Linked DNA regions of Homo sapiens: regions 1 and 3 are each linked to region 2. A link is a contact called in ENCODE Hi-C or POLR2A ChIA-PET data. All regions are on one chromosome and are shown on one strand. The core of a region is the stretch at or near the end of the contact, and the rest is flanking DNA. Distances in the headings are between cores, read along the strand shown.

The links. A loop is a pair of places that touch in the nucleus more often than their neighbours do. ChIA-PET counts read pairs that join two places held with the same protein, here RNA polymerase II (POLR2A). Pooled maps may share reads with other maps.
Region 1: a loop to region 2 is called in a map of CD8-positive, alpha-beta T cell, with 10 times the contacts of the local background. The contact joins the promoter of SLC31A2 here to the promoter of HSDL2-AS1 in region 2. A Hi-C loop is called at or near these places in 1 of 168 maps with a recorded cell type or tissue (CD8-positive, alpha-beta T cell) and 10 of 50 pooled maps. POLR2A ChIA-PET finds 5 or more read pairs at or near these places in 1 of 52 experiments (PC-9).
Region 3: a loop to region 2 is called in a map of CD8-positive, alpha-beta T cell, with 11 times the contacts of the local background. The contact joins the promoter of UGCG here to the promoter of HSDL2-AS1 in region 2. A Hi-C loop is called at or near these places in 7 of 168 maps with a recorded cell type or tissue (B cell, CD8-positive, alpha-beta T cell, ascending aorta and 2 more), 3 of 37 single-sample maps with no recorded cell type and 21 of 50 pooled maps. POLR2A ChIA-PET finds 5 or more read pairs at or near these places in 4 of 52 experiments (CD4-positive, alpha-beta T cell, K562, MCF 10A and 1 more).

Annotation. Positions count from the first base shown.
Region 1 is chr9:113,149,757-113,154,100 of GRCh38, forward strand. It overlaps SLC31A2 (solute carrier family 31 member 2), which reads left to right and starts at 1,251. Exons shown (of 4, transcript NM_001860.3): 1 at 1,251-1,324. The coding sequence starts at 1,319.
Region 2 is chr9:112,486,394-112,490,437 of GRCh38, forward strand. It overlaps HSDL2-AS1 (HSDL2 antisense RNA 1), which reads right to left and starts at 1,251. Exons shown (of 5, transcript NR_171779.1): 1 at 586-1,251; 2 at 1-148. KIAA1958 reads left to right here and starts at 434. Exons shown (of 4, transcript NM_133465.4): 1 at 434-725. RefSeq lists silencers at 403-462, 543-1,032.
Region 3 is chr9:111,895,170-111,899,155 of GRCh38, forward strand. UGCG (UDP-glucose ceramide glucosyltransferase) reads left to right here and starts at 1,645. Exons shown (of 9, transcript NM_003358.3): 1 at 1,645-2,144. The coding sequence starts at 2,047. RefSeq lists an enhancer at 1,096-1,679 and silencers at 1,300-1,889, 2,000-2,089.

The sequences.
Region 1 (4,344 bases), core at 1-2,500, 660 kb after region 2:
AGATGGCTCACGTCTGTAATCCCAGCATCCCAGCACTTTGGGAGGCCGAGGCGGGCAGATTACGAGGTCAGGATTTCAAGACCAGCCTGACCAATATGGTGAAACCCCGTCTCTACTAACAATACAAAAATTAACCAGGCATGGTGGTGCGCGCCTGTAGTCCCAGCTACTCGGGAGCCTGAGGCAGGAGAATTGCTTGAACACGGGAGATGGAGGTTGCAGTGAGCCAAGATCGCGCCACTGCACTACAGCCTGGGCGACAGAGCGAGACTCTGTTTCAAAGAAAAGAAAAAAAGCTGTGTGACCCTGAGGATTCTACCATTTACTGAACAAGCTCCCACTGCCAGGTTACATGATAATTTAACATGTATGTTTTCATTTAATCCCTATGACATAGATTTTATTATTATTTTCATTTTACTGACCAGAAAACTGAGGTTCAGAGATGTAAGCTATTTGCCTACGGTCCCAAAGCCAATAGTTGATGCGTATGGATGTGAACTGAGGTTAGCTCCAGGCTCAAGGTCTCTGCTAATACTGTCCTTAGTAAGGTTTCTCTGAAGAGCCTCTTTACTCATAGGCTGATTAGCAAAGGGTTCCTAAATATGCTTAAGAATCAATAACCATTAAAAATCCCTCACCCTACAAGAAACTCCCCATCAAAAAACTGGATCAGTGAAATGAACAGGCAATACACAGAAATGGAAGTACCCGTAAGAAAAATAGTTTACTACCCTAGTAATCAAAGAAAAACAAAATTACACGGGTGTATTCCTTTTGGCTTATCAGATTGGAAAATATTTTTCTAAAAAGAAAAATGTAATTATCTTGTAATGACTACACTAAAAATCTAGGGCATAATTGACTTAATTTACTCCAAATGTGTTGCTATTGCGTCCATAGCACGGACTTGCCCATTTCAACTCAATATATGTTACGCTTGGGGTAGTTTATTACAATGAGCAATAAACATTCTCATAATCGCCAAGACAAGCCAAGTGCAAAACAGGAAGGGCGAAGACAGAGGGCAGCAGGTGGTCCCTCTCGCTCGCGACTCCGGGAACGCCAAGCCTCAGCCCTTGGGAACCTGGGGCGAGGCGCCTGGGTCTCGGCCAGGGGGCGCGCCCGAGGACGCCGAAGTAGGGCGCGTGTGGGGACCACAACTCCCAGGCGCCCGCGCGCCGCCTCGCCCGGACCACGTGATCCGTGCGGCCAGGGTAGCTATCGCGGCGGCGGCGGCGGCGGCGGTTGAACTGACTCGGAGCGAGGAGACCCGAGCGAGCAGACGCGGCCCTGGCGCCCGCCCTGCGCACTCACCATGGCGGTAAGGGCCGGGCGCTACGGTGAAGAGGGTGGGCGGTTGGGGCGGGGTCTCCTGGAGCTGCCATCTCGGCACCCCGAATCCTCGCTGCCGCTGGCCCGGGGCTGGTGAAGGGTGTGTTGGCAGCATTGCCAACAGCTGGAACAGGGTTGGGGGACGCGGCAGGTATAGGTTGCGGTGGCTCTGTGGTTTTCCTCTTTATTTGTCCCTCCTGCTGGGAGGCAGTCCGGCTAGGCGAGCAGTTACCGAGCGCCCGCGGTGGCGCGGCTTGAGAGTGGGGGCGCGGTGGCTGAAGACAGCTGGGTCCGGGGCCCCCGGCCCCGGACCTCTGGCCGGCGCCCCAGGGCGGAGAGCAGCGCCTTGGGAGATTCCAGGAAGGCTTCCACGAAAGGGAAACCCCCGGCGCATTTCAGCCCGCAGCCCCGCGCGCACACCGAGCGCACATCCCCGGCCCTGCTCTTGTCAAGTTTGTAGCCTGATTCTTCGGGGAATAAAACAGAACCAGCTACTTTCCAGCTTCCCTACACTTTCAGTCAGAAAACAGCGTTTCAGACAAGCTGTTTTTCTTGGTAGGGTTCACCTGGGCTGGAGAGAACGACAGCTTGCAAGACTCGTTCGTCTTTGAAGAAGTCATATCATTTTCTTCATCCCATGAAGAATGTCATAGAATTTAAGATACAGGAAGCTCAGCCTGGGCAACATAGCTAGACCCCGTCTCTACAAAAATTAGCCACAAGTGGTGGCAGGCGCCTGTAATCCCAGCTACTCGGAGGCTGAGGCAGGATGAGGAGGATTGCTTGAGCCCAGAAGTTCCAGGCTGCAGTGAGCCATGACCTTCGGCCTGGGCAACAGAACAAGACGTCCTCAAACAAACAAAACAAAAAAAAAAAGATATAGGAAGTGTATGTAGGCCATTTAGTGAAATGATCAGCCGTCCTTTAAAAAGGGAAATAGATGGAAAGCACTTGCAAAAGTTCCCCAGCCAGTCAGCCTAGCAACTGGGACCTTCATCTCCTTCCCAACCCTTGTTTACAAATAAGGAAGCTTTTCTCAAAGTGTAAGTAACCCCAAATGAAGAAATATAGAAGAAAACAAGTTCCAGGGATTGCTCCCTCCTTCACCACAGCCCCACCCTGAAAAAAGCACAAATCAGTTAAACTTTCAGAGGCCAAGATTCATCCCAAGTAGGAAAACAAGATTGGGGCCCTGCCCCTTGCCTATCTGACCACAAAGCCCTTTAATTGAAAACTGTAGCCCAGATCGCTTCTCTCAAGTCAGGGTGTGCTGACTTCCATCTTTTCCTCTAGCAAAAAGGCAAAAGTAGAAAGGGTTGAGTGACAGGTGAGTCTTCGTCCCTCTGGGGCTTCGGACTCCGTGGGTGTTTCCAGCTCTGAACAAACCATACAGTTCATCTTCCCAGCTATCTCCTGCTTCTCTGGCTTCAGAACCATCCTAGCCAACTGCTCTCTGGCCAGGGCAGGTGTCTCTCAGGCGGCTTGGTCCCCAGCACCCCCAGGGAGCCTCCACTGTGCCTCCCTTTCTCTGACCTACAACCTGTTGTAATTATTTGCTCACTTAAATGTCCCCCCTCATAGACAGGTAGCTCCCTAAGGGCCAAAGACTTGTCCCATTCATCTCTGTATCGCCAGGGTCTGCACAGACCTAGCACAACAAAAAGAAATCTTTCAAATTACTCTTACTGTTCTGTGGGTGTTCAGGTCTATGGCAAAACATGTCTGGGCTGTTTTGGGCTCCTAAGATAACTGGCCCAGGCCCAAGGATGATAGAAGGAAACCAGTTATGGCAACTCCCTGACTGATTAATTAGCCACTAGGGACATTCCATTCATACCATCTGCTTTACCAAATGGACTCAGAGAAGGGGTGATGGGTGTCACCCCTACCTCTACCTGGCAGAGATGGTGCTAGAGGCTTCTGCTGAGGATGAGGCCATCTCCGGTGTAAATGGAGTTTCACAGTATTGTTTGTACCTGTTTGGTTTTGTATATCAATCTTGCGTAAACATTTTGCTGTGTCAAAATGTTTTTTTTTTTTTTGAAAGCCTAACAGGAGAGATCTCTGAGTAGTAAGACTCAAAATGATTTTTTACTTTCTTTTCGGTACTGTGTCAGCTTTTTACATTGAGCTAGTGCCATTGGGGGTGGGGGGTAAAAGCTATTCTTATTTTTAAACTCTTCAACATTTTTTAAAGTCTTCAACATGATCTTTATCATGTTGTGATGTGACCGCCTAGATTTCCATTTTGAAGCTCTCATATAATTTACTTGACCAGTCCCTACTGGTTGACAGGAGACCATCATGGTTCCTATGATTTCTCAAAGTGTGACCCCCAACAAACACCTGTCCTAGAAACACCTGTCCCAGAAACACCCAGTACACTAAGGTTTGAGAACCAGTACAGGCTTTCCAGAAAACTCTCTGGCTCTGGGTACCTGATTGCCGAGTGACCATGGGGAGATAAGTGGGCTTTTATGTACCTTCCTTGTTAAAGAGGTTAATAATAGTAGGCACCTGCGGAGATGTCACAGGGAGTGACACATAATAAATGGAAGGTGAACGTGGTACAGGCACATGCAGTCCCTCAGAAGACACAGAGCTGTGTGGCTGTTCTGTCCAATCAGATGCTTTCACATTTCTTTCTCTGTCCTGCAGCTCCACGGTCTCCAGTGAGCCCAGTCCCTGGGTAGGCGCAGGCAGGGGTTGGTGACACAAGTCAGACCCCTTTTGGCACTGAAAGGCATGTTAGCTGAGTGTAGGGAGTAGAACAGCCAGGTTAGTCCCAGGTCTCTACCAAACCCCAGGCTGCAGCGTCCAAATCTGAGAGATGCATAGATGTGGTGCCCCATCCAACCCGGAAACAGAGGCACACTCACTGTTATTGTTGTTGTTTTTGAGACAGAGTCTTACTCTATTACTCAGGCTGGAGTGCAGTGGCATGATCTTGGCTCACTGCAACCTCCACCTCCCGGGCTCAAGTGATCCTCCCACCTCAGCACCTCCCAA
Region 2 (4,044 bases), core at 1-2,500:
CGGATGGTGTAGGTTCTGTCTGCTCCTTGCGTTTCAGTGGAGGTGCACAGAGCTCCGGGGGGCATCGGGGACCGCGGGCCCAGGACGTGTAGTAGGGAGCAGTGCTGTACACTTCCTCGGACCATAGCGGGGACGGCGGGTTCCACACCTGTCGGGGCAGTAGGGACTGAGCTCGTGCGCGCGGAGGATGGATTGCTCCAACCTCTCGGTCCAGCGCGCCGGCCGCCGCGTGCGAACGTGTGTGCGGCAGGAGGCTCGATCTACACCTCCTCGGGGCAGCAACGACTGCGAGCTCGGTGCGTGCCGTAGGAGGTGTCGTTACACACTTCCTGTGGGTCTCGCCGACCACGGCGCGTTTCCGGTGCCGGCTGGAGCCCGGGGTCCGAGCCCCCGCCCCGCTCGCCGGCCCCGCCCCGGCCCGCCCGCGCCCCGCCCCCTGCCCGCCCGCCGCGCTCCGAGCCGGGCGCGCGGAGCTCGGGGCGCACGGAGCGGCGCGCGGCGGTCGGCCGAGCCAGGCTGGCGCCCCCGCCCCCCGCCCCGCTCCTCGGTCCGCCGCCCGCCGGGCGCCTTCCCCGCTCCACTTACCTTTGGTGCCCGGCCCTCTGGCCGCTCTCCTCCCGCCCTCGCGCCCCTTCGGCCCGTCCCGTCCAGCCCGGGCTGCCCGGCTCTCGCAGGCCCCCCCGCGCCGACCGCGTTCCTATGGACAGACGCACAGACACCTGCAGGTGGGTGAGAGCCCGCGCGCGGGGCGGGGACGAGTGCGCCGACGCCGCGACCCAGGCGGGGAGCCCCTTTGTGTGGGGGGCGGCCGCGCCGGGGTCGACTCTGCTTCCCCGTCAGCGGCCGCGCGGTGACCCGGCTGAACCTTCCTTTTGTCTCCTCTCGGGGGAGCGAGGCCGGAGCGAGGGCAGGGACCCGGGCGGCCGCTCGTCGGCAGCGCCGGGCTTGGGGGTGCGAGGCGCAGAGACCCCCGGTGGCGGCTCCGGTCCGCCTGCCCCGGGCCGCCCCGCCGCCCGGCAGCTCGGGTCTCAGCGGCGGCTGCAGGCGCAGTGCGTGGGGCTGGCGCCCCCGCTCCTGCTCTTGGGTCTGTCGGAGGTGGGAAGGAGGGCGGGAAGGAGGAGGAAAAGGTCTGTCCTCTTAGTTTCCAAGTCTTGAGATGCTTATGGAGAAAGAGAGGTGGTTCAGGGCTCTGCCCCACTAGTTTTCCTCCTCGGGTGGCTCGCCGAGGTGCGTTTGGGGCGTGTGTGAAGGAACGTGCATGGCTTCGCTCCCTTATTTATTGTTTCTAACGGAGGAGGGCTTTCTCCAAAAGGCTCTTCCGCCCCCCCACCCCCATCTGAGGCTGCGCACAGTGATTTGTGTTTGTTATCAAATATATCGAGAAATGTATTCCCCTGGGTAGGAGGAGGTTGGACTGAACAACGTCAAACCAAAATCAAAGAATGTTTTTGGTTCCTTCAAGTCTTTTTTTTTCTTTAAGGTTTTAGATTGGGACTTTAAAAAAAATGAACGTGGCTGTGATTTTTACAATTATATGTATTTAGTGTGTGTGCGTGTGTGTGTGTGTGTGTGTGTGTGTGTTTTGAAGTTTAGGAGTAAAGTTTTGTTTTTTCCCGAACTCGTTAGGATTCGCAAGACGGAATCCTCTCCCGACGAAATAAACAGCTAACAAGCCAGTCAGGTAGTGACAGCTTCCATGGTGGAGGTTAAATTGGAGTGCAATAAACAATGATCTAGCTTTCCCTTCAGGCTGAAGCCTTTATTTCTGCTGATTTAAGATATGAGATCTTTCCCTACCCATGAGACCATGAATGTCAGAATTGAGTTTCCCCTCTAGGATTGTGCCTTTACTATTTTATTCCACGTATATAACCCAACGATTGGGTTGTGCATGGATATGGATACAGTGTTTTGAAAAATACTGTAGGGTGATGTTTCTGAATTGTCTTATTTGATTAGCTAGCTAAGTTTCTTCATGAACGGTTGCTGTGTATTGTAGATACTCAAATAATAAATGAGGTTGAATAAGCACCCAGAAAATTAATTTTACAGATTCAGATTTTTAATACGCAGGTATGGATTTATGCCTGTATCAATCTCAATCTACTGCTCCGTTCTGGAAACTCTTTTTTGCCCACCCTGTGAGAATTTATATTGACAAAGTTAAGTCTGACAGTTACCCAGGAGATTAAAAAAACGAAGAAGCAGTTTTGGGGGCCATGCATACAATTATATGGACAGTCATATGTAAAAAATAGAGGTTTTCCTAAAAAAACAAAAAGCATTATCATCTAAACTTGAAGGAAAAACGTGGAAAATTATGTATTTAAATTTTCATTAAGGTTTGAAAATTAGTAAACAGTGTACAATTTAATGCACTTTTTTAAAGACAAACTGATTTTTGTCATTATAAAAAGTTTAGTATGCTTAAAATAGTGCTTTTTTCTAGGAGAAAAATTTATCTAGATTCTTGTCCCAGTTAAACAGATTAATATTATTGCATGCCTAATTTTGTAAATGCCTGGAGCGTAGATTTGTACACACATTACTTAAAACCTAGCAGTGATCAAGCCAATCCTTTTTAGTTGATAAAATTTTACTAGTTTCTGCTTTGACTTCCAGTCTGCATTAGGTAAATGAATTTAAATTCTGCACAGAAGCACAGCTCAGTATGTGGCTCTGGTAGGCCCTTGACTAGCGTTCCTTGTCCCTCTCCATTCCTAGTAATAGCCCAAAGAGAAGAGGTATTGAAATTTGATCAGGCTTTATCGTGAATCCAGGAATGGAGTTCTAGACCACTCTCAGAATTTCAGCACTTAGATATACGTACTCTTCCTTAGCTCTTTAAAATATTTAAAAAAGATAAGCTAACGATTGAATTGCTTGTTTATATATTTACAAGGCTGTCAGTGGTAGTGATAAGATTTAACAAAGAGTCACTGTGTAGCTAAGCATCGAGTGTGGCCTGTACTGAGAATTGTTTTGGCAAAGTTGTAGTTGTGCCTGTTTTCTGAGATCATCAATGTAGTCTTTATGTGGGCTGGCTGAAAGATAACACCTAGTTTTGTTTATGTTTTTGTGTTTTTTTTTTTTTGACTGATAGGTAGATAAGAATTTTTTGTTTTTTGTGTAATTAGCAATAATATTTTAGTGTGATCAGAAGCATTCCAGAGAACCTTACATATTTTCAGCTGATTTCCTTTCTGGTAAGTTGGTGTTGAGGAAAGCATATAAATTATTTTTCATTTTTCATGTTTGAAATTTTTTTCATTTATTTTGACAAATAAGTGCTGCTTCCAGAAAATTTGAATTTGTGTAAAACTGGATTTTTAAATATAGCTGACATTTACCACCTTCTCTTTTTAAAACAACATTAAGCCGTCCACAGTTAAATTTGATAGGCTTTAAAATCCATGGACTTTTCTAGCATTTTCCTGTTTATTGGTTATCAATGTAGTATCATTACAAGAAGCCTAAAATGGCCACTTTATGTTAACTGGAATGCTCAAATGACTAGTGTTTTCATTAGCAATAAATGGAAAGCTGAAAAGTAACAATTTTATTCTTTGTAATAGATCTGTGACTTTCAAGTCTTTCTTTTTGACATTTTTTTGTAGCCTGGTGGGGAAGCAGGTCCGGCTGTGAGAGGTGTGGACAGTGACCTCTCATTCCAGCTTTTATCATCATCCTGCATTGTTTAACAACAGCACCAACACCATGCTGCTTGCTGAAAATGCAGATTTCATTCTTGGATTAATATTCTGGTACCAGATGTATGAGGCTGGCTCTAAAGAAGCTTTTTCTCTTAAGTACTGTCAAAAATAGAGAAGCTGAAGATTGGAGAGAAGCCATTTATTTTGAACAGTTTATTTTCTGACAGTTTGTGTTTGTAAAGAAACCTGCTCATAATATTTACTTAAGAGATCTACATAGTTGCCTGAGGAAGCCCCACAGGTTTCTTTTTTTCCTTTAAAAAAAGTTTCCATTGAGCTTAACTCTTACGTGATACTTCTTGACTTTGCTTCTGATTAGTTGATTTATGGA
Region 3 (3,986 bases), core at 395-2,894, 590 kb before region 2:
GTGGGAATTTGATTTTGAAGCATTGTTCTTTCCCACTGATTCTGCACCAGTGGAGCCAAGGATGTTAATCGAGGAATGGTTCGGACATTAACTCTTCTAGTTGTAGTTTGTCATTTAATTGCAGATTGAGGTAGATCATTCAGTGACTATTAACTACCATAAACAGCAATAATAAACAACTTCTTTTCTTTTTTTTAAATTCATCTATTTTTTTTCGAGACAGAGTCTCGCTCTGTCGCCCAGGCTGGAGTGCAGTGGCGCGATCTCGGCTCACTGCAACCTCCGCCCCTCCAGGTTTAAGCAATTCTCTGCCTCAGCCTCCGGAGTAGCTGGGATTACAGGCGCCTGCCACCACGCCCGGCTAATTCTTTGTATTTTTAGTAGAGACGGGGTTTCACCATCTAGGCCAGGCCGGTCTTGAACTCCTGACCTCATGCTCCACCTGCCTCCGCCTCCCAAAGTGCTGGGACTACAGGTGTGAGCCACCGCGCCCAGCCACAACTTCTTTTCAAAATTGAATTCAATTCTGAAATATCTCAAGGGAGGTCATGGATTATTTAAAAGGAAATCACTTGCAACAATAAACATAAAACAATGCAGAAATAGTATAAACTCATCTAGATTGAAGAAACACAAACATTGAGTACTAGCATCTTCTTGGGATGACTTAAAATTAGGACAAATACTTAGTTACCTTACTACCCAAAGTGACATTTCTTCCCATTTTAGAGCTGTGCTGTCCACACGTACAATTAAAATTTTCTAGTAGCTAGCCAAAGTATTTAAAAAGAGAAATTAACTTAATAATTTACCTAATTTAATGTAGTATGTCCAAAATATTACCTTTTCAACATGCAATCAATATAAAATTTACTAACGAGATGGTCTTCCACATCTGGTGTACTGTTTACTCCACAGAGTGGCAAGCTGCCTTTCCAACCCTCACTTAGCCACATGCGGCTACCGTATTGGATGGCAGTCTTAGGGAATTTCAATATCAACTGATTCTTTAATTCTGAATTTGAGAATTTCTTTTTATAATACACACGGTCGCTAAGGCGCTTAGAGATCTGTGAGGCGCATGGAGATTATTTTACTCTCCGGTCCCTTTTGATCCAAGATCCCACAGCATTAAAAGCAGTAAGAGGGAAGGCAATGGGCATCCCTTGCGCCCAGGAACGTGGCCTGGAGGGCCTGGCTGCTCCGAGCAGTAGCAGTGCCCGGCGGGGAGGCTGCAGACGCGGCGTTGGAAGTTGGATTTCTAGACAAGCTCCGGCAGCTGCCCGGAACCCGTGTCTTTTTCTGGGGCACCCAGGAACAGCAGGGCCAGACGGAGAGAGAGCAGCCTCCAGCCAGGCACAGGGTCCCGAGCTGCCACCGACACCGAGGGAGCCCGGCCCAGGGCTGCAGCGCTTTCCGCCTAGGTGGGCGGCAGCGGGAGCGAGGAGCCGGAGGAAGCCCGGCCTGCGTCCTGCGGGCAGCAGGACACGATCTCCCCGGCGCGCTCTCGCCGGCGCCGCAGCGGGCGCGCGGGCGACAGGGTGGGCGTGGACCGATGGGGGCACCGCCCCTGGGAGAGGCGGGCGCCGCGGTTCCGGGGGCGGGACGCGCCGAGGAGTGGGGCGCGAGCCGCCGGTTTTGATTAGTGCGCGGAGCTGCGGCGGTGGAGCTGCTCGGCCGGGAGCCCGGCGGCGAGACGGAGAGGCGGCGGAGGTGCCCGCGCGCAGGGTCTGGTGGGCGGCCGCGAGGCTCGGGAGAGGCGAACCGGAGCGCGGGACCGCGGTCGCCCCGACCAGAGCCGGGAGACCGCAGCACCCGCAGCCGCCCGCGAGCGCGCCGAAGACAGCGCGCAGGCGAGAGCGCGCGGGCGGGGGCGCGCAGGCCCTGCCCGCCCCTTCCGTCCCCACCCCCCTCCGCCCTTTCCTCTCCCCACCTTCCTCTCGCCTCCCGCGCCCCCGCACCGGGCGCCCACCCTGTCCTCCTCCTGCGGGAGCGTTGTCCGTGTTGGCGGCCGCAGCGGGCCGGGCCGGTCCGGCGGGCCGGGGGATGGCGCTGCTGGACCTGGCCTTGGAGGGAATGGCCGTCTTCGGGTTCGTCCTCTTCTTGGTGCTGTGGCTGATGCATTTCATGGCTATCATCTACACGTGAGTGAGGGACCGCAGGAGGGGCTCGGGGCAGGGGTCCGGGCCTCGGAGACAGGCGAGAATGGGAAACGTTTGCGCTTTGAAGGGGACTGGGCTCGGGCGGGGGTGGAGAAAGCTGATCGTCAGGCTGTTCCCCCCGTTCCCTCGCCCCTCGGACCGGCGGTGGCGGTGGTCTTTGCGAGGGAAAAGTGTTGGGCGTGGGAAGGGTTTGCTGGGTTGCAGGCGACTGCCCAGCCAGGCTAAAGGAGACTGCTCTTACGTGTCAGGCTGAAGGTGGTGGCTTGGTTTGATTGTGCTGGGGATTCGTGTAATTTTTCATCTGGGCCGAGATGTATGGTGTATTGTTTTTTTCTCCCGACCTGGGCCACGTTTCTGTTAGGGTGGTGATTGTGTCCACTTTTCTGGGAGCTGCTCACAGCTATCTGGACACCTCTCTGTGGATTTTCTTCTTCCTGGAAGGGCTCTATGCGCTTAGATAGGTGTGAAGCACCTGTCCACCCTGAAAAATGTCCACCAAACCTCCGAGCTGGCATGATAGCTTTGAGTCCTGTCAGCTTGTACATCTCAGCGTGGTTTTCTTTCCTTTTTTCAGTTCCTCGTTTTATTGTTTTATGTAGATTTGTACTCTCCCCGTGCCGGCCACATCTTTTCATTTTTGTTTAACAAATACTTCTTGAGGCCTACTAGATACCATTCACTGTTATTGGCCAGGGGACATGGTGGTGAGCAGGACAGAATTCCTGTCCTCATGAGTCTTACATTCTAGAAGGAAGGAGCAGATAAAATCTAAATAAGGTTATGAGATTGTGACGAAGCGTGTAAGTAAAATAGAACTGGGTGATGGCGTGAATAGAGACATGGGTTATGTGGCTAGTTTGGTATATCCACTGTTTAAGGTGAAATCTGCCTCTGTAAAGAAATGAAAAAATTATATAGAGCACATTACTGATATCGATTCACTTGGATTTTTAGTCTGGGGGGAGAAAAGAGCAATTGTATATAGTAATCGTTACCATGAACTAGAATAGAGTGTATGTTAGTGGAAGAGACTTTAAGAAATTAGTTACTTTTAGTTTTTTGGTTTTTTTTTTTTCCTTTTTACTGCGGAAAAAGTGTGCCTTTGCTTTTGGAAACACTGTATTTTATTAGTATAGTGTGGCATTTCCTGGTACTGAGAAAGATGATGCTGGTACAGGTTATACTGATATTTCTTTGAAAGTGAAAGAAAACATGCCACTTGGATATTGTTGACTTTAGTTTTTGGAGTTGGTGAGCTTAGTCACAGCACATTCTGGAGTTCATTTAAAATATGTGAGTTCTTTTTCTTTAAAAAAATTGTTACTTTTTACCGTCATAAAAATAAAAAATGCTTACTGTGTAAGGAATTTATGCAATAGAGAGAGATGGAGAAAATTAAAATATGCACACACCAAAACTACATTACCTTGTTAACCTTTTGTGACTATCCTTCCAATCTGTGTGTGTGTGTGAGAGAGAGAGAAGGAGGGAGGGGAAGAGGGAAGAGAGAAAAGGACTATATTATGATTATTGTTCTGTAACCTGCTTTAAAGTTCATCTGTTTAATAAATGTTTATTGAAAAGCCGTTTTGTGCAAGGCACTGTTCTAGTTGCTGGAAGAGTGAAGAACAAACATACAAGGCCCCTGTTCACATGGAACTGTCCTGTAAAATGTCTTGACCGTTTTTTGCATGTCAATATCTGTATGATCTCTACATCATTTGTAATAGATGCATGATATTTTAGTTTACCAGGTACCAAGATTTATTTATTATTACTGATGGATGTTTAGGTTGTTTCCAATTTATCTAGATTACAAAGAAC